Linked DNA regions of Mus musculus: regions 1 and 2 are each linked to region 3. The links are chromatin loops, found by intact Hi-C in ENCODE. Cell type or tissue: left cerebral cortex. All regions are shown on one strand. Links, peaks and the distances in the headings refer to the core of each region. The heading gives the core; the rest is flanking DNA. Region 1 has its middle 95 kb from the start of 1700010I02Rik. Region 2 has its middle 110 kb from the start of 1700010I02Rik. Region 3 holds the start of Gm41993 (a long non-coding RNA gene).

What was found. A loop is a pair of places that touch in the nucleus more often than their neighbours do. Peaks named below come from ENCODE experiments on the same cell type or tissue, not always from the same donor. Only the 100,000 strongest peaks of a DNase experiment are listed, where the experiment ranks them.
Region 1: it touches region 3 in a loop (4-fold over the local background); 2 of 42 quality-filtered maps call a loop at or near these places.
Region 2: it touches region 3 in a loop (2.8-fold over the local background); 2 of 42 quality-filtered maps call a loop at or near these places.

What each region holds. Positions count from the first base shown.
Region 1 is chr3:8,045,156-8,055,581 of GRCm38, reverse strand. No RefSeq gene overlaps it. Among named protein-coding and RNA genes, the nearest start is that of 1700010I02Rik, 95 kb to the right of the region's middle. In left cerebral cortex, for the core only: no CTCF peak of the experiment used is centred there; a DNase peak (open chromatin) is centred at 4,217; H3K27ac peaks cover 255 bases.
Region 2 is chr3:8,060,336-8,070,761 of GRCm38, reverse strand. No RefSeq gene overlaps it. Among named protein-coding and RNA genes, the nearest start is that of 1700010I02Rik, 110 kb to the right of the region's middle. In left cerebral cortex, for the core only: no CTCF peak of the experiment used is centred there; a DNase peak (open chromatin) is centred at 5,443.
Region 3 is chr3:8,492,217-8,502,642 of GRCm38, reverse strand. It overlaps Gm41993 (a long non-coding RNA gene), which reads left to right and starts at 2,741. Exons shown (of 4, transcript XR_878669.1): 1 at 2,741-2,813; 2 at 3,724-4,065; 3 at 6,479-6,672; 4 at 7,793-8,274. In left cerebral cortex, for the core only: a CTCF peak has its summit at 4,487; a DNase peak (open chromatin) is centred at 4,459.

The DNA of each region.
Region 1 (10,426 bases), core at 758-8,757, 450 kb after region 3:
CATTTTTGCATTCTGTTGCTTTAAAAGCTATGGTATGCTTCTGGACATGTCAGCTTATAATAACCCACAAACACATGAGCAATAATAATGTAGGCATCCTTGTGGGGCTATTAATTACAGTTGTAATTAATCTAACTGGATGGAGAGTAACATGCCATAGGAAGTGCTCACTGAATCGACATGATTTCCTCTTGGAGAACTGGGCTTGAAAGCTGAACCAGATGATGGGGACGACTGCCTATTTTTGCACTTACTAAATCTGACACACGGAGGTCAAGGAAGGTGTGTATGTTTGGCTTATACTTGTCACAGCCCTGGATGTCACCCTGTTGCCAGCTTTGTCATGGCAATGCAACAGCTTTTCCAGATCTACATAAAGATAGGACATGTTTCCTCTTGAGATAACTTCCTTGTACTAACAAGAAGTGTATTTTCAAAAAGTTATGAAGGTTTCTAGAAGCAGGAAGTCCTCATGGGATAAACATTTTGAGAACACAGCCCTCTTGCTCAGTAGTCATCATCTCTCTTAGGGAGATGCTTTGAAAGAAACCCAGGGTTCATTTAAGCTCCAAGAACCCCACTGAATAATCTGCAGAGCTTTGTCAGCATTGATCAGATCAGTGAGGTGTCTCCTCACTGGTCTTTATAAGTCCTTTGTTCTACAAGTAGGTCTTCCTGGGATTGGTTGCCTGGAAGTTACTGGTTCTAAGTTATCTTGGCTTTCCATGCCTCCTGCATTATCATAAATTATAACCACTAATTTTATTGGTATAGATGAAAAACATCAGGATACAAGGACAAATTCTTAAGTCTAAATTAAATAAACAAAAAATGATAACTCACATATTATTGTTTAAGAAAAGATGAATCCTTTGCCCTGACTTTCAGATATATGTTTAATTTACTCTAGAGTTTTTGTTTTTTTTATCACGTCTTAACTGCATAATAGGTATATTTATAAAATTCCCACTTTTATTGTTAATAAATGCTTTTAATTATTCTTTCATATAATACATCTCGACCACAGCCTTCCCTTCCTCACTCTTTCAAATACCATACTCCATCTCCATTCACTGCATCTTGGTTTTCATTCAGAAAAATAATAAGACTCCCAGTGATACCAACTGAGTATGTAATAACAAGATGCAACAAAAGAAGCCACAAATCCTTAAATCCAGCATGTTCAAGGTAACCCAGGAAGAGAAAAAGTATATGAAGAAGAGGCAAAATAGTCAGAGACATCACAACTTCCAGTGTTAGAGTTTCCACTAAAACCCCAAGCTAAACAACCGCAGCATGTATGTGGAGGACTTATCACAGATCAATGAAGGCTCTATAATTGTTACTTCAGTCTCTGTGAGCCCTTATGGGTCTTGCTTGGCTGATTCTAAAAGCCATGTTTTCCTGCTGTCTTCTACCCCTCTGGATCCTATAATCCTTCCCCAGGTTCCACATAATGTTTGGTTGTGGATCTTTTCTGCATCTGCTTCCATCATCTGCAAGAGGAATTCTCTCTGTGGCCAGGCACCAGCCTGTGAAATAGAACAATGTATTAAGGAATCTTTTCACTGACTTAAAAAAAAAATGTCAGCTGTGTTTGGTTTTACACCAGGTCTCTGAGCTATCCAGCTTTTGGCTTCTGGCCATTCAGGCAATGTTGGGCACAGACTTCCTGTCTTAGCTTAGTTCTGAAGTTAGACAAGTCATTGGTTGGCCACTCCCAAAGGCTCTGAGCCAACATTGCTCTAGCTCATCTTGTAGGCAGGACAGGACAAGTATGGGTGGAAGGAATTTTGGCTGCATTGGTGTCCTAGTCCCACCAGTTACAGAAAATGGTTAATTTAAACACTGTCATTAAAAAAGGAAAAACAAAAACAAACAAACAAACAAACAAAAAGTAGGCATCCTGGCTAAGATAAACCCCATAGGCTCCAGGAAGTTTACACTGCAGTAAGTTTCCAGTTATCTCAATCTGCACTCTCTGCCTCTGTCCCTGCCTCACCTACCTGATTCTCCTCTTCCCATGCCAACTGGCACCTAGTCTAACCACAAAATATCTTATTTTCACTTCCCAGGGAGATTCATGTGTCCCATCTAGAGCCCTCTTTGTTATTTAGCCTCTTTAGGTCTATGGTTTATAGCATCATTACCCTTTACTTACCAGCTAATATCCCCTTTAAGTAAATACGTATCATGTTTGTCTACCTGGGACTGGGTCTCCTGGCTCAGGATGATTTTTTTTCTCTATTTCCATCCATTTGCCTGAAAATTTCACAATGTCATTTTTTTTCTAAGAGTCAATTGATACTTCATTGTGCAAATGAGAATATACCACGTTTTCTTTGTCCATTCTTTTTTTAAAAATATATCCTCGCATAGAATTTTTCAGATTAAACCCCTCAAGTCTATCAGAAAGTAATGACTTACTTTTTATTTGTATTTCATTTTTATTAGATATTTTCTTTATTTACATTTCAAATGTTATCCCCTGTTCTGGTTCCTCCCCCCCTCCAAAAAAAAAAAAACCAAACCTATCCCATCCACTCTCCCCCTGCTCACCAACCCACCCACTCCCACTTCCTGGTCCTGGCATTCCCCTACACTGGGGCATCGAGCATTCTCAGGACCAAAGGCCTCTCCTCCCATCGATGTCCAACAAGGCCATTCTCTGCTACATATGCAGCTGGAGCCATGGGTCCCTCCAAGTGTACTCATTGGTTGGTGGTTTAGTTCCTGGAGCTCTGGGGGTACTGGTTGGTTTATATTGTTGTTCCTCCTATGGGTTTGTACTCATTGACCAAAATAACCTTATATTCCCCCCTTATCATACCATAATTCTTTTCATATTTCAATATAAGTGAGATCATGCAATATTCTTTATGTTTGGCTCTTATAATTTAGATAATCTAGATTTCTATACATCTTATCTTGAATGTTTTTATTTCTTGCTTTGGGAACAGTTACAATCTAACTTACCTATTTAAAAAACCCCACGCACATTTCTTAACTAGAACCACCATATTTGAATAATGTATTTTGACTTGCTTTTCCTAATGAAACACAGTGTCCTTTGACAGTTTTAATACATGTATCTCATTTGCTTTGCTTGTATCTGGATATTATCCTAGGTGCTCAAAAACTTGATCGTAATTTTTTTTTCTCTAGAGGAACTCTACAAGAAAGGATGAGTCTTACATTCAAAAACATATGATCTTCCCTCAAATACTACCTGCCTTAAAGGACTTCGAGCATCTTGAACATTGAATCTGTTCTTTTATTCACCTTGCACTTTAGCTGTTAGTTCTAAGGATTGTCAGGATAGTCTGAACGCTGTACATTTTCATAGAGGGAAAATATAAAGATATGGAAAGAGAGCAAAAGGCCATAGACAAGCACTAAATAACTGAAGGTGTATCAAGATCACAAAAGAGCTCTGGACTCTGGTTCCTTCAATAGCTCTCCTGGCCACAGTTGTGCATGCCTGCAATCTTGTCATGTGAGAAACAGAAGCATAAGTATCAAGAGTTAAAGGCTATCGTTGTCTATATAGTAAGTTAGAGTCCAGGCTGGATTACATGTCATGTGACTTTATCTCTGAACACACACACACACACACACACACACACACACACACCACACACACACACGAAGAGAGAAGGAGCAAAGTCCCTGAGAAATATCAGAAATTGAGAGTCCTATTCCTATTAGCAAATCTGTAAAGCCATCACACAGCAAGTGAGCCCAAGAGTTGTCTCCCTGATCCACCAATGTATTACATATCTGGCATAAATAGGACCAAGAAAGACATGAACACTTGGTGGGGATTGGGAATAAAAGCTGAAGGTGACTGCTGTCAAGAATGGGTGTAGAGTGAACCTCCTAAGCCAACCATGTAGAAGACATCATTACAGAAGCATGAATCTAAGTCTTAAATCTCTAGTCTGTGTTCCTGCATCCAGCCTAGTAATATTTCCCACTGTGTAGTATACTGTCAGCAACAAAGGAAAGGGTCCTGGACTTACTTTCTTGTTTTTATGTCTGGTACCGTTTTTCTTAACACAGGTTCATTGTAGCATTTCTTCGTTTTCATATAACTTCAAAATGTGTTAGAACCACTTCATAGATTTCCCACTGACTATATTTAAGCTGTGCTGCTCCCGATAGCATGCTGGAAGACAACTCTTTTCCCATCTGTAAAATGATTCAGAATCACGCAGTGAAATGAGTAACTTCTGGGCAGGCATCCATGCTCAGTAAAATATTCTAGTCTCATTTACTGCATGAAATTTTTGTTGACTACAATCCCAGGGGTTGGGTAGCCCTTAGCAGTTTTGTTAAACTAGTTTGCTTTCTGTTTTTGTTTTGTCAATCTCATTGTTGTTTTCTGCTTTTTAGTGTAGTAACAAAGTACCTGAGCACAAGAGAAGAAAACATTTTTTTCCGGTCTCTCATTGTCAGAGGCTTCATTCAGTCAGGGCAAAGAGGACCTAGCTGAGCACAGCAGCTGACATAAAGATGACCAGGTTTGCAGCCCCATAGGAGGAACAATATGAACTAACCAGTAACCTAAAGTTCCCTGGGACTAAACTACCAATCAAAGAAGCAAAACAACAACAACAAAACACAAGGAGGGACTCATGGCTCTAGCTGCATATGTAGCAGAGAATGGCCTAGTCTGTAATCAATGGGAGGAGAGGCCCTTGATCCTGTGAAGGTTCTATGCCCCAGTATAGGGGAATGCCTGGGCTAGGAAGCAGGAGTGGGTTGGGGAGCAGTGGGAGCGGGGAGAGAATAGGGGATTTTTGGAGGGGAAACTAGAAAGGGAATAACATTTTAAATGTAAATAGAGAAAATATCAAGAAGAAGAAGAAGGGGAGGAGGAGGAGAAAGAAGAAGAAAGAAGGAGAAAGAAGGAGAAAGAAGGAGAAGAAGGAGAAGAAGGAGAAGAAGGAGAAGGAGGAGGAGAAGGAGAAGGAGGAGGAGAAGAAGGAGAAGAAGGAGGAAGGAGAAAGATTACCAGAAGCAAAGACAATGGGGATGATGTTAACTCTCCTTATGTTCTAAGATGTCAATAACCTCCTTATGAGCATCTGGCTGTGGTCCCACCAATATTTAGATAGATCTTCTTTCTGAATTGTTCCTGATACTATTTCCAGAGACAAACCAGAGATGTGATCTACTAAGCTAGGTAGGCAGTATTTCAATCAAGTTGACAATAAAGATTACCCACTACACACACATAATGCCTAATATTTTAAAATGGCTTCATGCTTTCTTAAAAGTCTGAAACTGTGTGCACTCTGATTTTAAGTATGATGAAGCACTTACGTTATTTTGAAAACTCCTTTTTAATCACTTTTACTATTTCTCCAGTAGGTCATATTGAGGAAGTAAATTGGACTTTTTATTATGAAGAGTGGAATCTGGAGGTTAAATGACCCTGCTCAGGAAAGCAGAAGGCACAGAGAGGCAGCAATGCCCAAGGCTTTTAAAGCCATCTATCTGCCTCACTTGACAGTGCCCTTAAATTTTTATCACTTGAACCTTGATAAATAAAACATGAGGCTTGAATTTAAGCCATCTACATGCAGTCACCCAGGTTTGCCTTTTCTTGTGTCAGTGTCTTTCAGGTCCTTGTTGATGAGACTGGGCTGATAAGTGAGAAGCCTGGCTGATGAGGATAAAGTAGTAGCCAGCTTACCCAGTGCACTTTTGAAATGAACTTATCCATGCCCTAGGCTAATTGTTCCATTATTCATTATCTGTCCAGTGAAGCAGGAAACCTTTGGATGTGTAGACTTCACTTAATTTGAATGTGGTCTTTGCTCTATGCTATGACACATTTTGCTTTCTGAATTTGCACGTTTATTTTTAATTTCAGGTTCACTTTATGAACCTCTTTCTAACAGGTTATGATTCTTCTAGCAAATGCTAGCAAACCAGTTTTTGATACTCTCCATTCAACTTTATATCTCTTTCTTGGGCCACTTTCCTTCTTTCTTTTCCTCCATCTCTCCCTCTTTTTCTCCCTCTCTTAATCCTTCCATTCCTCCCTTCCTCCTTTTTTCCTTTTTTCTTTCCCCTAAATTATTTATCCTTGATGTTTACATAAAATGTAAATATCAGATTTTACACAGATATTTAAACAAGAAGTATGTTTAGTATTCTTTTTATTTTATTCCCTATGATTTCTTAAACTTAATTGTTTATTTATTTATTTTACAAACAAGAGATTTCTTAAAAAACTTGAGTCAATCACTGGGAATTAAAATGAAACCAGCCTGTTAGGAGACCACAAATTTTCATCTTATATAGGTTGTTCATTTCAGTAATTCTCCTCATAAACAGGACATTAATAGGGACATCAGTCAAGTGGCTATTGTAGAAAGACCAGTATGACTCAGTGAGGAAGTACACATCACAGTTCCTCATGGTACCCATGTTCCATGTAAACATATCATTTGTTTTTGATGGCATTATGTTAACAAATAGATTCATTCTATTAGTCCACTAGATTACAGACACATTTGACACAGTTGCAGACTGAATGTGTCACTTTAATTATCTTGATTTGGATCCAGTGAAGACATAGTACATTAAAACCAGGATAGAGTGCAGGTAAAGTAAGCTCCTGTGTAGGCTGTAGCATTACTTGCATGCTAGGAACCCAGCCACTGGGTGTGTGGCTATGATTATTAAGCAGGAGCCTTTGCAGGAACAGTTTTGGAAAAAGAAAATACTAAGAGCAAAAATAAAATTCCAACAAATAATCCCTAATAATTGTATCAGACATGAAAAAGATTTCCTTATTAGCTGTTGATGGGGATTGCATTTATGTAAAAGTTGATGAGTCACATAACCATTAACTATCTGCCGTGGTATAATTCCATAGCTAAGATTTCCCCTATTCTCATTTTATGTGAAATGATGTTTAGATTAAATATTTTATACTTTAAATAAAATTGAAATTTTTAGATATTACATGTTTTTATGATAGTGGGTAGGATCTAAACCTCATGCCTCAGGACAAGTGAACATTGAAGATGTATTTATACATGTTTATTCTTGCCTGCTATACTTTGCCAAAGAGGTATAAATGTCTCTGCTATGAACGAGGCATTTCTTCTAGGGAAGATCCAGGCCTAGTTAATAGATTTTCATTCAGATTGCATTCTCCACTTGTGACTTACAGTAACAACAGTAATAAGATTTGTGTATTAATCTCTCTCCTCTGAATACTGGTTTTACTTATCTTTAAGATACACAGGGAGAATCTTATTAGTTGTGAGTTTATCATCAGACTAAATCAGTAGTCCTCCACCTGACCTATGGATCCACGTCAGGCCCTTATGCATGCAAGCCAAACACTCGTGGCAGCTTTCTCCCAGTCTGAAGAAACCGTGATTAAAACTATCGTCATTGAAAACATATTCACTGGTAAAGTAACTGATGGGAAATTATAGTTTATTGTTAATAAGATACATAAACTGGATGTTATTCAACAATTTTAATAGGTTTTAAAAATTTTTTACAGTTAAACTGTTTAATAATGTACTATGGGAAGAGTGACATTTCTCTGCCTTCCCAGAAGACATGCGTTAAAGAGCCAACTTTGTCCTAGATATGAAATACAATTTGCTGTGTATTGAAATTCTTAAATTTTTATGGCTTTAGATGAGTCAAACCTCTCTCTCTCTCTCTCTCTCTCTCTCTCTCTCTCTCTCTCTCTCTCTCTCATTTCTCTCTAATTAGCAAAGGATTATTTCTAGTACAGTATACTCTGATTACAATTTCCTCTTCACCAACTCTTATATGATCCTCCCTACATTCCAACCCATCCAAATATACATTTTTTTTCTGTAGAAGATAGGTCCCAGTTCTTCCTCCCAGCACCATGCTCCCAGAAATAAGACTCAGATTTAAAACATATTTAAAATACCTTGGCCATTCACTAGGCCCTTCTTTTACTAGATGATGAATAAAGATAGCACACTGATTTTAACCTACATTCCCGCACATAGCTGGTTGCCTCTGCTCAGGTACCTTGTGTCCATTTCTTTACATTTTCCCAGAACAATCTGCCACCTGATTCTATCTCAGAATTCTTTTTTCTTCTGTATTTCTCACCTCTATTTCCTGTTTAAACCATAGGTTTAGGATTTGTAGTTGACAGGTGATGCATCCATACAATACACAAGATATTCTCTCTGCACTTTCAACATATCTGAAATATAAGATATTCTAAAATTATTTGGATATCTATTATATGTACCTAAAATTAATACCTTATAAAGCACATTATAACATACATTTATTACTTCTGAATGGTTGTACACACATAATATTATTTACCTACCATTGGCAAAGATAGATGTATGTATTGATACCATAAATACTTTAGTAATACCTTAACCAATAATTTACTTTGCACATGTAATAGATATTTCCACATTTGAATTCAGATTCCCTTTGGTGGTCATTGAATGCTTATTAGAATTATCTCAAGATCCTTGGAAAATACCCATTAGTGGAGTTTTTCCTCCAGAGATTCTAAGTTAATTATTCCAAAGAAAATCTGGATTTAATAGTTTAAAAGCTCTCCATATATTTCATATGTTCCAGTTTTGAAAGCACCACAGTGGATGATGGTCACGGAGGCTGTTTGATAGCTTTCATACTTATTCCATGGTTTTCCACCAAATTATAAAAGTATACTGACGGCTTATTTCAAAAGGGCTTTTATTTATATTTATGTGTATGTGTGAGTGCCTATGGAAGCTAGGCAACTGGGTCTGATCCCCTGAGCTGAGACTATATGCAGCTGCAAGTTGCCTGGTGTGCATCCTGTAATTGAACTACAATCTCCTTAGCTCCCTTGAAAGGCCTTAAGAGATAGATACATATAATGTACTGTACCTTGGTTTTGTGTGTGTGTGTGTGTGTGTGTGTTTGTGTGTACATGCACGAGCATGCATGTGTGTGCTCCCAGATCTTGTTCAGGCATATTGGATGGCCTCGTTGTTTTCAGCTTTGTAGCAGTACCACGGACAGCACCTTCAGGGTGAGACCTAAACCTCTATATTATTTGAGTACCAGGGAGCCTGTAATCACTAAATAAGAAGAGTGAAAAGATTGCTGGCAATCCTGTCTTTCATTATTTTCAGCTTTCTATCCATGCAGCTTAGGTTTTTTCATCATTTTGTAGCAATCAGAGTGTCAAGCCCCCCAGCTCCCAGCTCCCAGCCCCAACCAAGCCATAGCCCCAGCCCACAGCCCTCAGCCCCAGCCATCATGCCCCAGTTGCCTTGTAAACATCTACAGATTCAAGTGTGAGTTCCCAAGAAAGTCATGCCAGACTCCACAAGTTACCCAGTTACTTAGTTTTATCAATGAAATCTTGTATCTCAATATCTAATTATAGACTATACAATGCAATTACTGAAGATCTTTCTTACATTATGAAATACTGAATCTCTGATTTTTTTCTTTGCATTTATTTTCATTTCATTGTCTCTAGAACAGTCACATCACATGCTAAACATCCAGTGAATATTTATTGAATTGAATTGAATTGAACTTATTAGTAAGCATACTGTGATGGATCTTTGTCTTAATTTAAAATGTAGTGACATTTCTTATCTATGTTATTTACTTTAGACACCAATGTGATGTTTATAACCAACACTAACATGTGCATGAGGTTCTTTTCCTAGCAAATAAAATGTGCTTTATGACAATAAGCTCTTTATTGCTTTCAATTATGTATAAGTTATAAGAAACACTGGTTTTCAGAAAGCAGGGGTGTTTTAGTGTGTCTACTCAAGAAACAGAAGGCAGGTTCTTATATTTTTTTTCTTCAGTTACATGTGGAATTTGGTGCATAGAGATAGAGCTAGAAAGATTCATATTGATGTGTTTGATCTTTGTTTCTTCCTACATCAGCAGCACTTGCTGAATGAAGAATGTGGAAAGTCAATATTCTATGTTAATGGAGATACATACTTTAAATAGGAAGTTCAATTTCTATTATCTCAGTCAGGCCATTGGCTTCAAATGTTCCTTATGGAACAATGGTTCTCAATTGTGTCTCTGCACCAACCTTTGATTTGAATTCTGGACCACTGTGTCAACTTCATTCTTGTTCAGCTTACTTATTCCTATTCAACAACTTAGATGTCCACTAATACCCTCTGAATTTAAATGTTCAAAACTGATAGCTTGATTCTCATCCACAATTTTCTTACCTTCCCTTGGCCCCTATAATTGATACTTCAGTAAATGGTACCATAATTCATTGAATTGAACTTAGGGCATCTGTTATATGCCTTTCTTTGTAGGTACAAAAGAGACTTTCTTTGTACCTTCTTCTTCATAATAATTTAAATTTAGTGAAAATTATTATAGAACAGAGATTAGTGACAGATAC
Region 2 (10,426 bases), core at 841-8,840, 430 kb after region 3:
ACATCTGCAACAGCATTGGGACAGGACCTGATTGTACCACTCCTTGACACAAACCCACATATATGCCTTATCTGGCCTCAGTGGGAGAGGATGTACCTAATCCTGTAGAAACTTGATGCCTCCTGGTGGAAGTCTCTTAGGTCAGATTCAGTGTGGATCCTCTGAGTCATGTGTTTGAAGTACGCTGTGTCTATGAAGTTCTTGGTAAAACACACACACACACACACACACACACACACACACACACACACACAGAGAGAGAGAGAGAGAGAGACAGAGAGACAGAGAGACAGAGAGACAGAGAGACAGAGACAGAGACAGAGAGACAGAGAGAGACAGAGAGAGACAGAGAGACAGGGAGACAGAGAGACAGAGAGAGAGACAGAGAGACAGACAAATACACACACAGAGGAGGAGAGAGAGAGACAGAGAGAGACAGAGTGACAGAGACAAACACACACACAGAGGGGAGAGAGAGAGAGAGAGAGAACATCACTGCTCCTAGGAGAAAGTTTATTATAACTATGTAGGAGAGCATAGCCAGAGACAGATCTGACAAAATCCAGAGTGGTTATGACCCTGGATCATATATGAGAAGGGGAGGTGAAAGAAGACTGGAGAAAGGGGAACCAGCTGCTGCAAAGGTTAAAAAAGGTGTGGGAAACCAAAATTCCTGGATTATATATGGAAGAACCTCTCAGGGAAGGGCTACCTAGCCCCTGGGACTGGAGACTTCAGAGTAGGGGGTGGGTTTGCCAGTCATTTACTGTAACAGAAGAGGACTGAGGAATGCTGAGAGAACTTGGAGGACACGTCTGCTTTGATATATTAAATAGGTACCTCAGCTGCTTCTCCCAGGTTTCAAACTTAACATATGGGACTTGCCTTCAACCTTCAAAGTCAACCAAGGGAAATGCCAACAGGGTATATATTTTTTAGAAGTCTCTGATTTCTGATCAACACCCCAAAAAGAGGTTTCACAAAAGAAATTGGATTTCTGCCACATAGTCTCTGGCTCCTGAGTGGAGCATTGTCAAGTCAAGTAGTATTTTATATAAAACCAACTGATCAACCCTAAACACATACAAACAATTAACTGCAAATGGACTAAGCAAGTTTTATATATTTATTCACTTATTATTTATGCATATATGTCAAAATAATAATTCAAGAAAAAGAGGGCATGAATTTGAGATGGAGCAAGTGTGAGTGGAGGACATGAAAAGTATTGAAGTGGAAAAACAACAAAGATGATATTATTATACTTTAGTTTAAAAATTAAAATAATTTGAAAAATGTATAGAAAATGAATGCATGTTTATATATATTTGTCTTGTTTACCCAAAAAACAAAACAGAGCATAAGCAAACCTTTGTTCCATTATTCCACAATGTCATAATTGAATAAATAATTGGTACGTGTACAAAGCCCATGGGGAAGTAGGCTTCATATCACACAGCAGGTTGCTTCTATACCTTGTGTGATGACAGTTTCTAGGTTTCTCTGAGACACTGGGTGTCTGTATAAAGTCATGGCAATGTTAAAGTGTATATTAGATGATGTAACAAATGAGGCAATTAATTTGGATTTGTTTGCACAGAGTTAGTCATTTGATATCTGTGTTCTCTTTATGGCAGATTAGTTTTGATCATAGTAGATCATTACATTCTTTCTGAGTCATTAAGAGCTGTTACTGACATGCACCAAACTGTATTCATAAGCACTGCCATTATGTCTAAAGCATATAATTTGTGGGAAAAGTAAAAGCATGAAGCTTGTCAAATATCTTTCTTAACCTCATATTAAAAAGAGGAAGCAAATGCTTCAATGCTGAATTATTATGATAGAGAATTCAGTGTGAAAACTGATATTTGAGAAAGGAAATGTTATTTCAATATTGAAAAGAGAACTGTGGTAAAGTTTCCCAAGGATTTTCAGGCATTCTTTCCTGTCTGAGAATATAGAATATTCTCCCTCCCAGCACCCTTTGCTTTATTCACTGCCATGGGACTAGCTCTAGCCAGTGATTGCAAAGGAACGTGATCCATATCCTTTCTGTCTCAGGCCTCTTGAGAACAACTCTGCCTGCTACCTTAGGAACAGAGCTTCTTTTTTTCAGTGACCTTGAAGGGCATTTGTTGAAAAGGTGATACTTAGAAAGAAAGGGCATGCTGTTGGGAGAAAGACTGCTCCAGAAAGACCAGCACCAGCCTGTGTGCATAAGAATGATCTGCCTTTGCAGATATATTTGCTTTAGGTAGATTCTACTTAACCAAGCTAAAGTAGGGTGTGTCATAAAACAGCTAGTATCCTCTCTATATAAGTATAGTCTCTTTATAATATATAACAATATATTATGTATAATTATATAACAATATATATATTTGTTAGTCAGAACTATACTTTAGTATAACAGAAATGGTATTTAAAATAACCCAAATGTAGGTTTAATGGAAAAATAATTAATAGAAATAAGTACCACATTAATGATACAATCTACAAATGATAAAGTTGACCACGGAATTTTACTATTAAGAATAAGTAGGTGCTGAGTATGAAAGCCAGCTTGGAGAGCTTGCCTGATCTGACCAGAGTGTTTGATCCCTAGCACCACATAATCAGATGTGGTGATATATATCTTTAATTTCAGCATTTGGGATGTAAATGAAGAAGGAATAGAAGTTCAAAGGCATTTGCAGCTGAGAATGAGTTCAAGGCCAGCCTTGGCTACATGAGAGCGTGTCTGCAAAATCTGAAACAATAACTAATAATTAGAAAGTTATCAGATAGAATTTACTCTTAAAAATTCAAAAACAAAATTCTATGTACATGTTAATGTAAATATATGTATTTACATATACATAAATGCATATTTCTGTAAATATGGATATGCATGTAAGGAAAACACTTATATGTAGTTAGGTGCTTTGAGCAATTAAACTAATCCTAAATTTGATTATAGTAATTTATAAGATGAAGACACAAATATAAACTAACAAATGGGATGATCATCTTCATTATCATCATCACAACCACCACCATCTTTTTCTTCATCATCATCATCATCACCGTTGTCATCATCATTATGATCACTGTTATCATAGTCATCAAAATTTGGGGGTGGCAGGAATGAAACCCTGTATATGTTAGCATGTGGAGGCCCTACATTCAATCTCTATCACCTAAATTAAACAAAGAGACAAACAAGTCAACCCCTTGTTGTATTTGGTTTCACAGATGGTCATTCATCTGTGTGAGATCACAGTATATTCTACCACTGGATCATATAAAATAATAGTGATTCCCTTAATAAGCTAAAGTTGTGAAGGCTGATGATGAGATACTTAGTTACTTGTTTGGTAGCTTAGTTACTTGTGGTGACTGGCACAGCAAGTTGTTTGTAGCTTATAACATAAACATTATCTTGGACATTTGTAAGTTATTATTCAAGAAGCTAAGCAGAATGCAGAATGGTGTCCTATCAGAGAGATAACCAAATGTATCCATGGATAGCATTGATTCTCTTCAGAGGCTATTTTTATGTAGGGTGTGTGTGTTTGTGTTATAAAATTTTCTTCTATGGCACTTAAAAGTAATGCAATGCTATCAAGTCCATCTGTAGGGTTATCTTTGCATGGGTATGTGACAGAAAAATGTTTGGAACTAGTTTGGTGTTCTTGTGGTTAGATAATGTTTGGTCCACAAATCCCCACTTTTCTTCATGAGATTTGCTTCTTTCCATCAACGACTATTTTTTGAGTTTCCCAAAGTCCTCGGGTCCCTATATACCTTCCACCCCAAGCTCCCTCTGCTCCACAAGAAACTGCTTGTGCTTTGCCACTGTCCTCCTGTTCAGATGGGAAGGACACAGCTTCATAAAACAAACTGGGGAGCTTTCCACTGCCTCTGCTCTCTTCAACAACTTATATAAGTGTCCCAATTACCTGCTTTCTAAATGAGTAAAATACTTGTGTTTACAAACCCGGGCTTAGGATCTGTCTGTGTAGGAAAAGGGGGCTGGCGACTAATAACTTTTTTACTGGTTGCTGCTGTATTAGTACTTCCTACTTTTTAAGTAAAATATATTATTTCTGAACATTAACTATTACATCTAGCTTTCAAGATTATTTGGATCATATATACTTTCAGTTTTATAATATTTGCATCTGTAAATATCTAATTTTTTCTATCTATTCTTACTTAGACTTCTGATATTTTTAGAAATAAACCTTTTCAGATTTTTCAGGTTATTAGTTTTTTCCTTTTAAAAATATTTGGAACTTTTGGTTGTCTCTGTCTCTTGATTGCATCAATACATCGTCTGCTTTTGATTATCTTGTTCTGCCCTAGGTTGAGGGAATAAAGTTGGTGTCTGAAGCCACCTTTGGATTGTTGCATTTTTCTCTTTAGCTTATTTGGAATTACTATGCATAATGCAAACTAAGTAAGTAAATCTGATTTCATATTCTTTGTATGAAAATCCAGCTGTCTTAGTCATGTTTTTATAAGAAATATCCTTTTATCTTCCCTATCATTAGATATTTAACCATATTCCCAAGCTAATTTGGTGGGAAAATCAGTTTCATATTCCCTAGCAAATGTTGCCTAATGGTATTTTAAGAAGGTTCTTCATATTTCTTTGCTGTCAACTCATACCCTAATCCATCTTTTCGTAGGTCTTTGTTGCTGAAGGAGTAAAAAAAAAATGAATTTGCAATATGTTCTTAAATTCTACATAAGCAACTCAGGACCGTGGATTATATAATATATAATATTACACATGCAATCACATATTATTATATAATTACATATTAATTATATAATATATAATGAATACATTATACATTAATATATAATAATTATTATTATTTTATCCTTATATAAGGGCTCAGGGAATAGGAAAACTATCTGAATGGGGACTTTGGGTATAAAGACACAGAAAACAGAGACAGAGAACCTGAGGCACACAACCCCAGGACCACAGGTCAGGGAAGTGCTTTGTTCAGTCTGCTTAGTGTCATTCGTCCATTATGTATCTGATAAACATCTTCCAGGCATCCAATGTACATTAAGAAACTAAATACAAAATATTCCCATGTAGAAATTACATAAATCACAGTATCAGAGGACACACAATGATACAAAATATGTTTCAAAATCAAAGTTGATATCACTTGTATAAACATATTTAGGAGAGAGGATTTGTAAGGAATCAAATATTGGCATCTTGGCAAAGACAAAAAACAAAAGCAAAAAGCAAGCATGTCTGTTTTTACTTATTCTTATAATAAATTATCTCTCCCACTTTGAGCTGTTTCTCATTGACATTAACAGATGGCTATGGATGTTGGTCCAGAGCCTCAGCATTGCCAGAAGCAGGGACAAGTGATCCATCTTGATTTGTAAGAGAGCTGAGAATTTGCACTTCCCATAAAATCTGTATCTAAAATAGAAGTGTGGTACAATGGAAAGACATGATTATGTTCTCTGTTTCAAAGCAAGTTTCTAGCTTTCGTGCCCAGACTCTCTGCCCACACCTACAGATCCCTTGTATCAGCCATTCACAAGGTTTATGCTTGATCTTCATCTCTTGGGTTTTTACAGAGATCCATTTTCATTCTAAATTTAAAGACCAGATTGTAATCGTAGTTAACATAACACCCATTTCTTAATAAATCAGATACATATGAGTAAGTTATCTTAGCTTTTCCAGGATACTATAACAATTCCGTAAATAAAGGGTATTGGAAATGACAGAAACTCATTTCTCAATGTTCTGAGATCTGTTATATTCAAGAAAAAGGTGCCAGCAGATTTACTGAGTGATACGGACTTATTTTTGCACCATAGATGATATGTTCTCACTTTGATCAAAGACATGATAGAAAGTATGATACAAACCATGACTTAAAAGATAGGGAGATTTCTGGGATTGTTTTTATAGAGTCAGCAATGCTAGTTAAGAGGGATGCACACTCATGAACCAAAGGCCTGATACCATATCTTTTTTTTTAATTAGGTATTTTCCTCGTTTACATTTTCAATGCTATCCCAAAGGTTCCCCATACCCACCCCCCCAATCCCCTACCCACCCACTGCCCCTTTTTGGCCCTGGTGTTCCCCTGTACTGGGGCATATAAAGTTTGCAAGTCCAATGGGCCTCTCTTTGCAGTGATGACTGACTAGGCCATCTTTTGATACATATGCAGCTAAAGACAAGAGCTCCCGGGTACTGGTTAGTTCATATTGTTGTTCCACCTATAGGGTTGCAGTTCCCTTTAGCTCCTTGGGTAATTTCTCTAGCTCCTCCATAAGGGGCCATGTGACCCATCCAATAGCTGACTGTGATCATCCACGTCTGTGTTTGCTAGGCCCCGGCATAGTCTCACAAGAGACAGCTATATCTGGGTCCTTTCAGCAAAATCTTGCTAGTGTATGCAATGGTGTCAGCATTTGGAAGCTGATTATGGGATGGATCCCTGCATATGGCAATCACTAGATGGTCCATCCTTTCGTCACAGCTCCAAATTTTGTCTCTGTAACTCCTTCTATGGGTGTTTTGTTCCCATTTCTAAGAAAGGGTAGAGTGTCCACACTTTGGTCTTCGTTCTTCTTGAATTTCATGTGTTTGGCAAGTTGTATCTTATATCTTGGGTATCCTAAGTTTCTGGGCTAATATCCACTTATCAGTGAGTACATATTGTGCGAGTTCCTTTGTGATTGGGTTACTTCACTCAGGATGATACCCTCCAGGTCCATCCATTTGCCTAGGAATTTCATAAATTCATTTTTTAATAGCTGAGTAGTATTCCATTGTGTAAATGTACCACATTTTCTGTATCCCTTCCTCTGTTGAGGGGCATCTGGGTTCTTTCCAGCTTCTGGCTATTATAAATAAGGCTGCTATGAACATAGTGGAGCATGTGTTCTTCTTACCGGTTGGGACATCTTCTGGATATATGCCCAGGAGAGGTATTGCGGGATCCTCCGGTAGTACTATGTCCAATTTTCTGAGGAACCACCAGACTGATTTCCAGAGTGGTTGTACAAGCTTGCAATCCCACCAACAATGGAGGAGTGTTCCCCTTTCTCCACATCCTCGCCAGCATCTGCTGTCACCTGAGTTTTTGATCTTAGCCATTCTGACTGGAGTGAAGTGGAATCTCAGTGTTGTTTTGATTTGCATTTCCCTGATGATTAAGGATGTTGAACATTTTTTCAGGTGATTCACTGCCATTCGGTATTCCTCAGGTGAGAATTCTTTGTTCAGCTCTGAGCCCCATTTTTTAATGGGGTTGTTTGATTTTCTGGAGTCCACCTTCTTGAGTTCTTTATATATATTGGATATTAGTCCCCTGTCCAATTTGGGATAGGTAAAGATCCTTTCCCAATCTGTTGGTGGCCTTTTTGTCTTATTGACGGTGTCTTTTGCTTTGCAGAAGCTTTGCAATTTTATGAGGTCCCATTTATCGATACCATATCTTAATACCATCTCTTTGGTGAAGTATCAATACATAAATTCTCAGGGTATGTGAACTTTAAGGCCATCACCTAAATATGTACATAGTCATAATGTTTGATCTTTAAAATAATCTAAGCAAGTAAATGGAATCACATGCTATTAGTCCTGACTGTAGTAGACATAGCAAGCAAGGAGTGTCTGGTGAATATCTAAAGTCTCATCATGAACTAAGTGGATGATAAGTGGATGATAACCTTAGAACTGAATGCAGATCTAATTACCACATACTTTTCACTGAATCTTAATAAAACAATGCATCAAAATGATAGAATGAGGAAGCAAATCTCACAAAGCTGCTATGTTCTCTTCTTTTATTGTGACATCCACATACACTGGATGTGAAGTTCTTGTCTTGATTCATCATAGGGCCAGCCAAAATGACTTGAAAGTTACTCATACTCTGAGTATGAAGTATGGACTCTAGGTAGCAGCCATCAAGGATATGGGACAGGTTATGTGGGCACTGGTGCAAATGATAGCAGGTGGGCACTGGCAAGGCAGCACAGCCTCCACCTGCCAGGTCAAGCAAACAGTGCATACTCTCTTATTATCTTCTATCTTATTATCTTCTGGATCCTAGTTTAAAGTTATCACTCGCCACCATTCTAAGGAAAGTTCAGCATGTTTTTTATTGTCTAAGCTCCATATAAAACATGGACAGCATCCTTAAATTTACAAATGTGACCAAGACATGTGCTATTTTCAACTCATCGATCCTTAGTCATACCTAATGTTTAAGTGTCAAGTTAATAAGGAGTCTCTTATACTGTGATGACAAAGGACATTTAAGAATTCCAGCTTTTTGAAATGATTGACAACATTTTATATATCTAAGGAATATAACATTGTTTTGATACACATATAAATTGTGAAATGATTATCACCATAAGGTATTAAGTACTTCTGTTGACAGATGAAGTGATAAATAAAATATACTATGCTATAAGAGACTGCATTCAGATTTAAGAAGAAGGAAGTATATCATATGGACTTTTAAATTTATAGAACATACATGCCATACATACCTCCATTCGTTCCCCTTAGTCTCTAGTTCCTCAGATCTGGAGTTCATTTGTAAACTCCATTCTTCTCCTATTACATTTATGGCAGATACTGTACAAGTGATCAGAATGAAGTCATGTCAACCTGGTCCACATTCCAAAATCTTTTTGTTATAAAAAATATGGGAACTATAAGAACAATTACCAACTTCAGTGCTACTCCTAGACTTCCTTTCCTGTTATCAGTTAGCTTTCACTATAGAGTGAATGATTCTTGGAGTGAGTATTACTGAAAGCCAATGGTTGGGCTTGGTTCATCTGACTGGCAATCTCTTGGTATCCTCTGGGTTTACTCACATGGCATCTGTTGATCTCATCCACATGCCTGTTAGTTCAGAGCCTCATGGTTGGGTATGGCTTAACAGGAAATGGATGCTTTAGTTCTGTCCCACATATTTCTTGGCCTTCTGGTGATTTACTCATGCATAACACTCTGCATGTTACTTAGATATGTAAGTGTAACAAAGAAGTGTGTTCCACTGCATTTATCAAAGCTCATGAATCCTGTTTGCTAAGGTCCCAATGATAAAGAAAGTCACCTGACCAGTTCAGGTTCAAGGTATAAGTACACAGATTCTTCTAATGGTATACTTTTTTAAAAGGGTAAACACAGGAAGATATATGGCTCTTTCCATATTCTTTTCCAGCCAGTTGTCTAACTGCAGTAGTCATAAATATTTAAATTACTCCCATATGAGATGAACTCATTTCCAGCCAAGAAACTTAAAAGACTCACTCACTTATGTTATTAAGCTTGGAAATCTATAATATTGATTTTGGAATTTCTAACATACCTGTGATTGCTCCCGATTCAATGTTTTCTTTTATAAGAGTTGACTTTTTATGGTATCTCTTCACAGTAATAGAACAGTGACTGAGGCAATGCCCAAATATACTGTCTGCTGATCAAGAGACCCACTGGTCTAAAAACATTACTTATTTCTGTCTTCTTCCACCTACAAATAACAATTCAGGGACAGTACGACTGAAATAAACACTTTCATTCAGAAACAGGAGGCATACATACTCTTGGATCCCTAGCATATTTGGGGATGCTGGTGAGAAAAGCTTTATTTCCAATTCGGAAAGTCTCAACTATTTCATATTCCTTGTCATACATATCTGCTCACAGACCAAACAGTTTGACTCTCCATTCATTCATGCAAATGGCAACAGCTTTTTAGAGACTCTTGTGCCATCCTTTCAGAGACCTCCTAGCCATGCCCCACATTTCACTAAGTATTATTTCTATTTTTTTAGTTACCAGACACAGTTGGATTTTTTTCCAATACCTTTAGGACTGTAGCATGAGTCTTCAATTTCACAATGTGCTATCAGCTAGTCCCATACCAGTTTTGTAGTTACCACAGTCGTCTCCAGTAGCAGTGTTGTCCAGCCTAGGGTCAGAAACAATGGCATTTGTAGTAATATAAAGTATTTGCTTATCAATGGTCCTGTTTCTTATAAACAAGTTATATACCAATTACCTTTTGATATATAATGTTATATCAAAATGTAGTGACTTAAACCCTATCTACTAATTAGCTGAACAGACTGACTGATCTGAGCAGAAATTATGGTCTGTAATTATTTCTGCTTCATGTGCAGACATGGCCTTGAGTCCATATCACAACAAGACATAGACTCAGAACTGCGATCCTTTGTTCACATGCATCAACATTATTTGGATTAAGTTAGATACACTACATCTTTGTGTCTTATTTTAACTTGTTATGGTCATGTCAAATCATAGGGATAATAAACACATATGATAGAAACTTAACAGCTTAACAATACAGAATCATGTTATGGACGTTAGGAGATTTAAAAAAAAAAACCAATT
Region 3 (10,426 bases), core at 1,302-9,301:
ATTGCTGAGGTGTGTTTCTTTTATGCAGCAGAATGATGGAATCTGTGTTCACATTCATTCTGTTAGCCTTTGTCTTTTTATTGGGGAACTGAGTCCATTGATGTTGATAGATATGAATAACCAGTGATTGTTACTTTCTGTTATTTTGCTGTTGTTGTTGGTGTGTGTGTTTCCCTTCTTTTTGCTGGTTTGGTATTACTTGTTTCCACTGGGGTTTTTTTGGATGTACTTATCCTTCTTGGGTTGGAGTTTTCCTTCTGGTATTTTCTGTAGGGCTGGATTTTTGAATAGATAGTGTTTACATTTGAATTTGTCTTGAAATATCTTATTTTCTCTATCTATGGTGATTGAGATATAGTATATATATATCATATATATATATATATAATAGTTGTTGGGTATAGTAGTCTAGATTGGCAGCAATGTTTTTTTGTTTTTTGTTTTTTTGTTTTTTGGTTTTTTTTTTTTGGAGGTTGAAGATATCTGTCCAGGCCCTTCTAGGTTTTAATCTCTGTTGAGAAGTCAGATGTGATTTTTGATAGGTCTACCTTTGTATGTTATCTGGCCTTTTTCCCTTGCCAGTTTTAATATTTGTTCTGTAGATTTTGTGCTTTCATTATTATGTGGCAGGAGGATTTTTCTTTTCTGGTCCAGTGTAATTGGTGTTCTATAAGCTTCTTGCATGTTTATAGGCCCCCAACCCCCTCTTAAGTTGGGGAAGATTTCATCTGATTTTGTTAAAAATATTTTCTGGTCCTTGGGGCTGAAACTCTTTTCCTTCTTCTATTCCTATTATTCTTAGGTTAGGTCTTTTCATGGTATCCCAGATTTCCTGGATGTATTGTGTCAGGAATTTTTTAGATTTAACATTTTGACTGATGTATCAGTTTCTTCTATTGTATCTTCTATGCCCGAGATTTTCTCTTCCATCTCCTGTATTCTGTTGGTGATGCTTGCATCTGCTGTTCTCTTCCTAGGTGTTCCACCTCCAGGATTCCTTTGCTTTATGTTTTCTTTATGGCTTCTATTTCTACTTTCAGGTCTTGGATTGTTTTATTCATATCCTTCACCTGTCTAATTGTATTTTCCTATATTTCTTTGTTTCTTCTTTAAAAGCCTCTACCTGTTTAATTGTAGTTTCTGTATTTCTTTAAGGAATTCATCCATTTTTTTCTTTAAAACCATCTATCATTTTATAAGTTTGGCTTTACATCTTCTTCAGAATTTATTAAAGAGTTTTATAATTTTAGACAACCTTTTTGCTTGTATGTCTTGCCTGTAAAACTGTATGTGGATGTTGAATTTCCCTTCTGAATAGAAGATAGTATCTGTACTTCTAAAAATCATCTCCAGTTGTTTTGTCCAAAATATGACCTCCTCTGCACCCACACATGAGAATCCTGCACCTGAAGCCTGACTGGATCCCAGTTTTCAAAGGCCAGTGCAGCTCCAGAGGTCCTCATGGCATAGTTTGAGGCTCTGTTTGATGATGTGTTACAGTTCGGTATCATGCTCTGTCAATTTTTTTTTTTTTGCTTAATTCTTCTCCTTTTAGGGATATTGTACTCCATTGCACACCTCAACAAATATCCTTTAAAGTACTCTATCTTAGGCACTGCCTCATGGTAACCCAGCAACAAAGCTGTTGTGATAAATCCTCAAGTCATGCAAACTTGACTTTTTTGTAAGATAACTTACAGAAAATAGGGATAATGATACAACAATTATGTGGCTTAAAGACATGAATTATTAACCAGTGATACACTGAGGGTTCTAGGAAAATATTAGGATAAGTCAACTATTAAATTGTCACAGACTTCAGGAGGAACAAAAAGGAAACCAAGTGAGCTACATTAAAGTTGGAAAGTTGTTGACTATTGGCAACAGGAAAGGTTAGAAGAAGGGATAAGGTTGTTCCAGCAGTGAAGGGTGTTGTTTAGGAGTTGTGAGGTTTCTTCTAGATTAAGGAGTCAAGTGTACCCAGTGAGGCTGGGACACTGTGGAGGTTCCATCTAGCCCAGTCAGTGTCAATAGCACCTGTAAGCACAGTGGATAGCTGAATGACGAAGAGATATGCCAAGGAGAATAGACTTGAGGACGAGAACCCTGCAAAGTAGCCTTCACTGTGACCTGTAATGAGGAAAAATTGTTTTTTTCAGAGCTAGGCAAGCGCTCCACCACTTAACTAAATCCCCAAGCCCAATAAGGAAGTTTTTATGTAGTTGGAGATTTCATTAGTCCTTGTATAAGGAAAGAGAGTCTCTGATACTAGAGAGTTACTAAGTTTCTTTGTTTTGGGAGCCAGTGAATAAAATGAACATATGAAGACTTACCAGGTTTTAATTATATCCAGCAACCACCCGTTATAAGATTGAGGAGTAAATTGAGTGCTCCATTTAAGAGGCACCAAGAATTGTGGGAACAAGAAAGTGAAATCTGAAGTGAAGTAATCCAGGCATAGAAAGAAGATTGCTAATTCTTACTCATGTGTGTAATCAAGAGAGAGAGAGAGAGAGAGAGAGAGAGAGGAGAGGGAGAGAGGAGAGAGAGAGAGAGAGAGAGAGAGAGAGAGAGAGAGAGAGGAGAGGGAGAGAGGAGAGAGAGAGAGAGAGAGAGAGAGAGAGAGGAGAGGGAGAGAGGAGAGAGAGAGAGAGAGGAGAAGTCAAATATATCAAATATCTAGATATAAAGATGAAAATAAAAATTAGCTAATTTTTTATTATTAAAATGTCAACAGAGACTGGGGAGATTTAAACTAAGATTCTAAAATACCAAATAGGTGTGATGAAGACACCTAGAAAGACCTCAGTAAGGTAAGGACCATCATTAATGATTGTGGATTTAGGATTTCATTTGCGTTTTGAGACAAGGTCATGCTGTGTAGCCCAGTCTGAACTCTCTATGTAGCCTAGGCAGACCCCAATTCTCAGTCCTACCACCTCAGCCTCCCACATGTGGGCATTCAATTTTTGTGCCACCGTGCCTGGTTTATTTTTAGAATTTGTACTATATGTGTAGTTTCAGTTGCTTTTTTTTTTCTTACCACAAATGGGAAAAATTCATAGCTGTATGAAATGATGGATATGTTAATTTGTTTTACCTTATTAAAAATATATCTTATAACATCATGTCATATATCTTAATTTATTATAAAAGAATTTTATTCTTATTTTATGGCCAATTCTGAAGTCCAGAAAGCCATTGTTAAAAGGATTTTATGGGAAATTGGTCATCATTTTAGCATAGAGTATACACTTTGGTACTTAAATTTAAGATTTTTTATTGCTTTCAAATAGACGATATATTTAAAATGAATATAATAGGAAGTACATTTCAGATTATTAGCAACCATGACCTTTTCAGAAGCAAAGGGTTTTCAGTAGGAATGATATGTTCTGTATACTTTTGCTGATGAGTACTTGGGTTTTTTCCATCCCTGGGCTAAGCAGATCTCTTTGACATACTGGCTCCATTGCCAACATCCAAGTTCAGAAGGTGGCTGTGCTACAAGACCATTCTACACTTGAGGCAATCACTGTGTCCCATAATGGCTGCACCATCAATATCACACATAGATGCTCTTCTCCACATTCTTGCTAACATGCAGTCCCATTGTCTTTCAGAAATAGCTCTAGGAGTAAGTTTGCCACAATACCTCTTGTGTCTTTATTTGGATTTTCCTGATGACTAATGCTGATCTCCAACTCTCCCTGTACTTTTCAGACAGTCCTACTTTCCTTTCATGAACTCGCGTGTGCTACCATTTGAATATGAAATGTCTTACACAGGCTGGTGTGCTTAAACACTTGGTCTCTGGCTGGTGACACTGTTTTGGAAGGTTGTGCCACCTTTATGCACCATGGCCTGACTAGCAGAGATGGTGGACTGTGAAACTCTTGACTTAGTTCTCTGTGCTTCATGTCATCCACGATAGTGGGGTCAGATGCTCATTCTACAATAAGCGGAGGACAACAGCTACCGAGCTTCTTGCCCTGAAACTGTGAGCACTGATAAACCATCTTTCCCTAAATAGAAGGACATCCCACCCTGAGACTGTGAGCTGAAGTGAGTACTTCTCCTAAGCTGCTTCTTCTGTTATAATGGTGGAAAAAGCTGGCAAATGCTGAGAGCAGCAGATGATGGAGGCTAGCTTGTGACATTTTAGATGGACGTAAAGACTCTAATAGGGCCATGTGAAAGGTATTTTAAACTAAGAATCTGTGGTTCTGGTCACCTGAGCTTGAAGCACTGTTTGATTAACAAGAGACTAGAGCCACTAAAGTGAAATTTTTGCTTTGCTAGGACAATTGGCACTGGCCATCTGGGGCTGAATACTTAGCTGTGATTAGGAAGAGACCAGCATCGCAAAGGCAGAACCTCCTGTGAAATGTTTCCTTGGCATTGGCACCTGGGAAGCTGCATTTTTGGTAGCATTTCTGGGAATGCTCACCCGTGACTCACTTCATAGCTCTGCAGCTCCGATTCTGAATACAGAGCGCTGCACTGTGGGTGTTGTGAAGTTAGGATACACCAGTGGGTATGCTCAGATGTTTCAGCTCAGACTCCACTGTTGTATATTGTGAACTGCTCTCATAGAAACATAACAGTTTAATTATAGAAAACATTAGTATTTCCCCTCTTGTTATTTTTCAGCATGTATTACCAAATTGATAAATCTTTGGACTGTGTTAAAATGTTAGATTTAAAAAAATGCTGTTTGAATTACTTATCTGGGTTTCATTAAAATGTGTTAAATGATTTTTGTCTTGTGTTAGGACAAAATTTCATTAGTTTTTGAAATGCCTGAAACAAACTTCTGCCATTTTGTATTTATATAAAATTAACATTGATGAATAAAAAAAGCAAAATATTGCTCAGCTCCAAAAATATTGAAGGTGTTTTGTGTTTTATAGTATCAGATATTTAGGCAGATATTTAAGCATCCTTAAGTAAAAAGAAGCACACACACATACACACACACACACATCTATCTCATCACTATATAAATTTGCTTTAGTCTTTAATAAATGGTAAAATTATATAGACAATAATTGTTTAAAAATTCCTTATGATTTATAATCAGTAAATATCTAATTTATATACCATGTTGAAAACATGAGTTTATACACATGTAACACACACACACACACACACACACACACACACACACACATATGTATACACATATATACACACACACAAACTAGGATTGTATGAAACTTTCTTGGGCAACAATGCTAAAAGTAGGCGTGGTAGTTTGAATAGGTTTGGCCCCATAGAGTCATGTGTTTCAATGCTTGGCCCACAGGGAGTGACATTATTAGGAGGTGTGGCCTTGTTGGAATAGGTGTGATCTTGTTTGAGGAAATGTATCACTGTCAGGGTGGGCTTTGAGGTCCTATGCTCAAGCTCCACCCAGTGTGGAAGAGATAGTAGGTTATGTGTTTTGAAGTTGTTGGCCCAAACACCTCCTATACATAATATCCAGTTGCTGTCACCTTTGTTCACTCTACTAATCACTTTTTGTAGCTGTGATAAACACCATGACTAAGGTAATATGTAAAGTTTACCTTGGCTTATGGTTCTACAGGGACAAGAATCCATCTTGGCAGGGACACTTGGCAATATTCCAACTTGGCAGGGACTTCAGCAATAGTGACAGGCATGATGGCAGGTACAGAAATCTAGGAGCTCACATCTTTAAATCACAAGCATGACATGAAGTCAACTGCAAATAGCACCAGGCTTTTAGTGTCGAAGTCCTCCCCAACTGGCTTATTTTCTCCAGCAAGGCTGCACTACTAAATTCTTGCCAAATAGTGTCACCTATTAAAGACCATTCAAATCCCTGAACCTATGGGGGGCATTTGTTATTCAAACCACCAGAGTTACTCTCCAGAACTTGATAGTAAGATCTTATTTCAGAAGACACTACATCCTTGGGTTGTAGAACATGGAGAAACCACACTGGTACTTATTTGAAGCAAGATTCGTTTTCTGGTTAGCTTTCATAGCTCTGGAGAGTGTGATGCATGTTACAAGAAGAGAAAAGTAATTATTAGGCTTAACAACCTGTGAACCCAGTGTGTTCCAATAACTACTGACCCAGTAAGATAAACCCATTGGTACAATAATAACAGCAATGTTATAGAGTAACCAATCACTTTCTGAATGGTTTTAAGATCCACTCCAGAAGATAAAGCCCATACCTGGCACCATTATTGGGACTAAGAGTGTGTGGCTAAATCAGTCATAGTCCAGAGGGGAAAAACTATAACTATTATTCTTCTAAGTGGACATTGTATTATACTGATTCCTAATGACTTATCAATATATACATAGACTAGTATATCTCTTGATCCTTACTGGGGAAAATTCTTGCAGTAGATAGTGATTAACACAGACCCACAACTGGTCAAGTTGCAGAGACTAAGAGACTGCAGAATGACAATCTCTTACGAGGACATTTCTATTACAGATCTTCTTTCCATGGTTCAGAGATCATCGCAGAAGAGGGCATGGGAATGTCAAGACCAGAGGTGGTGGATGACTACAAGGAAACCATTTTACAGAAATATCATGGCACCTGCACATAGGAAACCATAGGTCGTGACAGCACGCACAAAACCTGTGCAAGCTCAAGCAAGAGACTCTGCAGTATGAAGGAAGGAGGTAGGCACAATGGTTCCCCAGTTGAGAAGCTGATGGTAATTGATGGCTGCTAGGAGAGGAATACCCAGTGTCCTGTGAAGGTGTGGCTCTGGTATATATACTACAATCCAGTGGTGGCTAAACACCAGGCATGTATGGGAAGCATAAATTTGACTTAATTGTTTAAAAATGAGAACACAAAGAGGGTTGGTTAGAGAAGTGGGTCTGAAACTGAGAGGATTAGGAGGAGAGAAAGTGAAAATGTTCAAAACACAAAGAGATAATAAAATACAAGGAGAAAAAATTCTGCCATAAAGGAGTCACTAGTGAAAGGGCTTAAGAAGCTCTACTTTGAATTATTTCTAGACTATTAATAGTACCTAATACAATATGATGTACTAGTAGTTTTTATACTTTGCTGTTCAATACAGTATAGAATTTCATCTATATTCTTCAATACAGCTGAAAATTTCACCCAGTGTTGAATCTGCTTGTAAAGTACATGGATGCAGGGACCCAGCTGTAATGTTAAGTTGTTTTTTGTTTTTTTTTTTAAATAAGGTTGCTGCAGCTGTTCAGAATCTCTTCTAGTCACAGAAACATTTTGGAGTTCTATTTTTGTAAAAAAATGATTGCATGGGATCTGTAGGAGTGTTTGGGTAATATGGACATTTTAAACATCTTAAGACAATCAGTAAACATGGGATTTCTTTCGTGTCTCGGTGTTCTGCACTAATGTGGTTTAGTGTTCAGTAAATAGATCTTTCATCTCATTGGTCAAGATTATTCCTAAATGTTATTTTATTTTTAGTGCCATTATAAATGGAACTTTTTCTTAGGGGATAGTTTTTTGATGGTATAGAATGTTACTTATTTGCATGACTTATCTTATGTGTGAAATATGTATTTAAGTGTCTATATGTATTTAATTAATAAATAATTAATAATATACATGCTCTTAGTTATTTTTCTATTACTGTGAAGAAACACCATGACTTACAAAACCTACAAAAGAACGAATTTAATTGACTTGATTACAGTTTCAGAGGATTAGTCCATGATCATCATAGGAGGGAATATGATAACAGGTAAGCAGGCGTGGTACTGAACAGTAACTGAGAGCTTTACTTCTAACCTATAGGCATTTGACAAAGACCTAGCTGGAATGACATGGCCCCTTGAAGCCTCCAAGCTCACCCCTGATGACACTCCTCCAACAAGGCCATATCTCCTAATCCTTAACAGTCCACTAACTGCAGAACAAACATTCAAATATATGAGCCTACGGTGGACAACCTCATTCAAGTCCCCTTCCCCTACTCACCTTGATTGGATATAAAATCAACTAAGAGACATGGTGGATCTGTGAGAGCATCTGTAATGATTAACTGCAGGGTGGTGTGGCGTGGCCAACACCATGAGAGGACCACCAAGGACAGCAGCTGTGAAGTGGAGCTAACACGAACCTAGAAGACAAGCTGTATATGCTTTGGATGGCAGATGTATATATGTGTGTGTGTGTGTGTGTGTGTGTGTGTGTGTGTAAAATTCTTCCCAGACCTTTTGGAGTCCAGAGGAACATAAATTCTTAATACTTTTGAATTTTGGTTTTGCTTTTATTTGATTTGACTTAACCACAGTTTTTCAACTTTGGAGATATTAAATAATTAAATTATTTAATTTAATTAAATAAATTAAGATTATTTGATTTGTTTTTTATTTTATAGGGGCCCATAATTATGAGATCTTGGATATTTTAGGGACACTTTAAAATTTTAGAGAGACTTTAAATGTTTTAAAGAGACAGAATTTTCAAAGTATTTACATTCTTAAGGGCTGTGGGACTTTAAAAAGTTGGAATGTTTATATTATGATATTAATATTATTAATGTTAATATATTATCATGAGGATAAGTGTGAAGAAAGGTTGTTGTAAAATAGTAATGTGTTTGTATGTGAAGTTGACAAGGGGTAAGTTGTGCTGGGTAGTTTTATGCTGACTTGACACAATTAGAGTCATTTGGCAGAGGGAACCTCAATTGAGAATATATCCCCATCAGATCAGTCTGTGGGGAATTTTCTAGATTAATAATTGATGTGGATAGGCCCAGATCACCCAGCAGTGAAACCTCTGGCACTTAGTCTTGAGTGGCAATAGAAAACAATCTTACTAAGCCATGAGGAGCAAGCCAGTAAGCAGCATTCTTCCATCAGTTCCTGACTCTAAAATTCTACCCTCCCTCCCCTTCCCTCCTTCTTTTTCCTTTCTCCCTTTCTTTCACAGCTTCTTCCCTTCCTTTCTTTTAATTCATTTTTGTTATTTAAGATAGGGTCATTCTACATAGGCCCGGGTAGCCTTGGATGCTTGATCCTCCATACGAGGGAAGAAGCACTACCTTGAAGACATGATATGAGCTGTGCATGGTCATGCACACCTGTTATCTTAGTCAGCGTTTCTATTCCTGCACAAACATCATGACCAAGAAGCAGTTGGGGAGGAAAGGGTTTATTCAGCTTACACTTCCATACTGCTGTTCATCACCAAGGAAGTCAGAACTGGAACTCAAACAGGTCAGGAAGCAGGAGCTGATGCAGAGGCCATGGAGGGATGCTCTTTACTGGCTTGCTTCCTTCCCCTGGCTTGCTCAGCCTGCTCTCTTACAGAACCAAGACTACCAGCCCAGGGATGGTCCCACCCACAAGGGGCCTTTCCCCCTTGATCACTAATTGAGAAAATGCCTTACAGCTGGATCTCATGGAGGCATTTCCTCAACTGAAGCTCCCTTTCTCTGTGGTAACTCCAGCTGTGGCAAGTTGACAGAAAACTAGCCAGTACACCTGTTATTCCAGCACTGAAAGTAAGAGGTTCAGTAAGTCCAAAACTGACCTGGGATACCTAGTGAATGTGAGGCTAGCCTAGCTGTATTGCAAAATCTTGTCTTAAATCAAAACAAAAAAGACAATATCTAAATGTGCTTTGACAATGCTATAGATCTGATAGCATCATGAAAATTTTAGAGAAAAACAATTCATTTCAAGTTGTGCAAAAAATACATATTGATAGCTTGTTAAATTGCATGAGTATCACAGGGCATGTTTTTATTGAGCATTTATATTATATTCACTTTTTTCATGGCCTCTTTTCTTTAAATGTTGCTGCATTTCTTCCTAATATATATATACAACATGTTCAGTTTGTATAATGTTACTTGTGTGTTTATGTTCTCAGGGCTGATGATGGGTGCTGGATAACCAATTAGTGTGCTTTTCCCGGTGGAGGGCTATTTTCCTGCTCTCAGCACTCCCCAGTTGCTTGCTCTTGAGTAGGGATGAGGCCTTGTAGGTTTTCTCCCTTAGTTCATCTATTGATGCCATCATTGTTCAGGTCAAGGTTAGGCAGCTAAGTTGGTGAGACTTCATGGTGTACTTTCTCTGACATTTCTAGGAGACATGATCTCACAGTAAATTTCCTGTTCCTTTATCTCTAAGATCTTTGACTTGTTAGTGTGAAAAACCTAATGTTTTCTTTTTATGTTTTCTTGCACTGTTTGACAACATCCATGTTTTTCACACTGATTTACAATGCAACCTTTATCATGAGAGATGACTTTGAAGGTTCTGGTATGAGAAGTAGATGGCACTTTAATATTTGACAGAAACAAAGTGCCCTCATTTTTAAATAACACCAATTCAAACTCATGCTCAAATTTAGCTACAGTCGTTTCATGCTGGGTCTTATTGAAATGCAAACATAGGAGATTAAAAACAGAAGTAC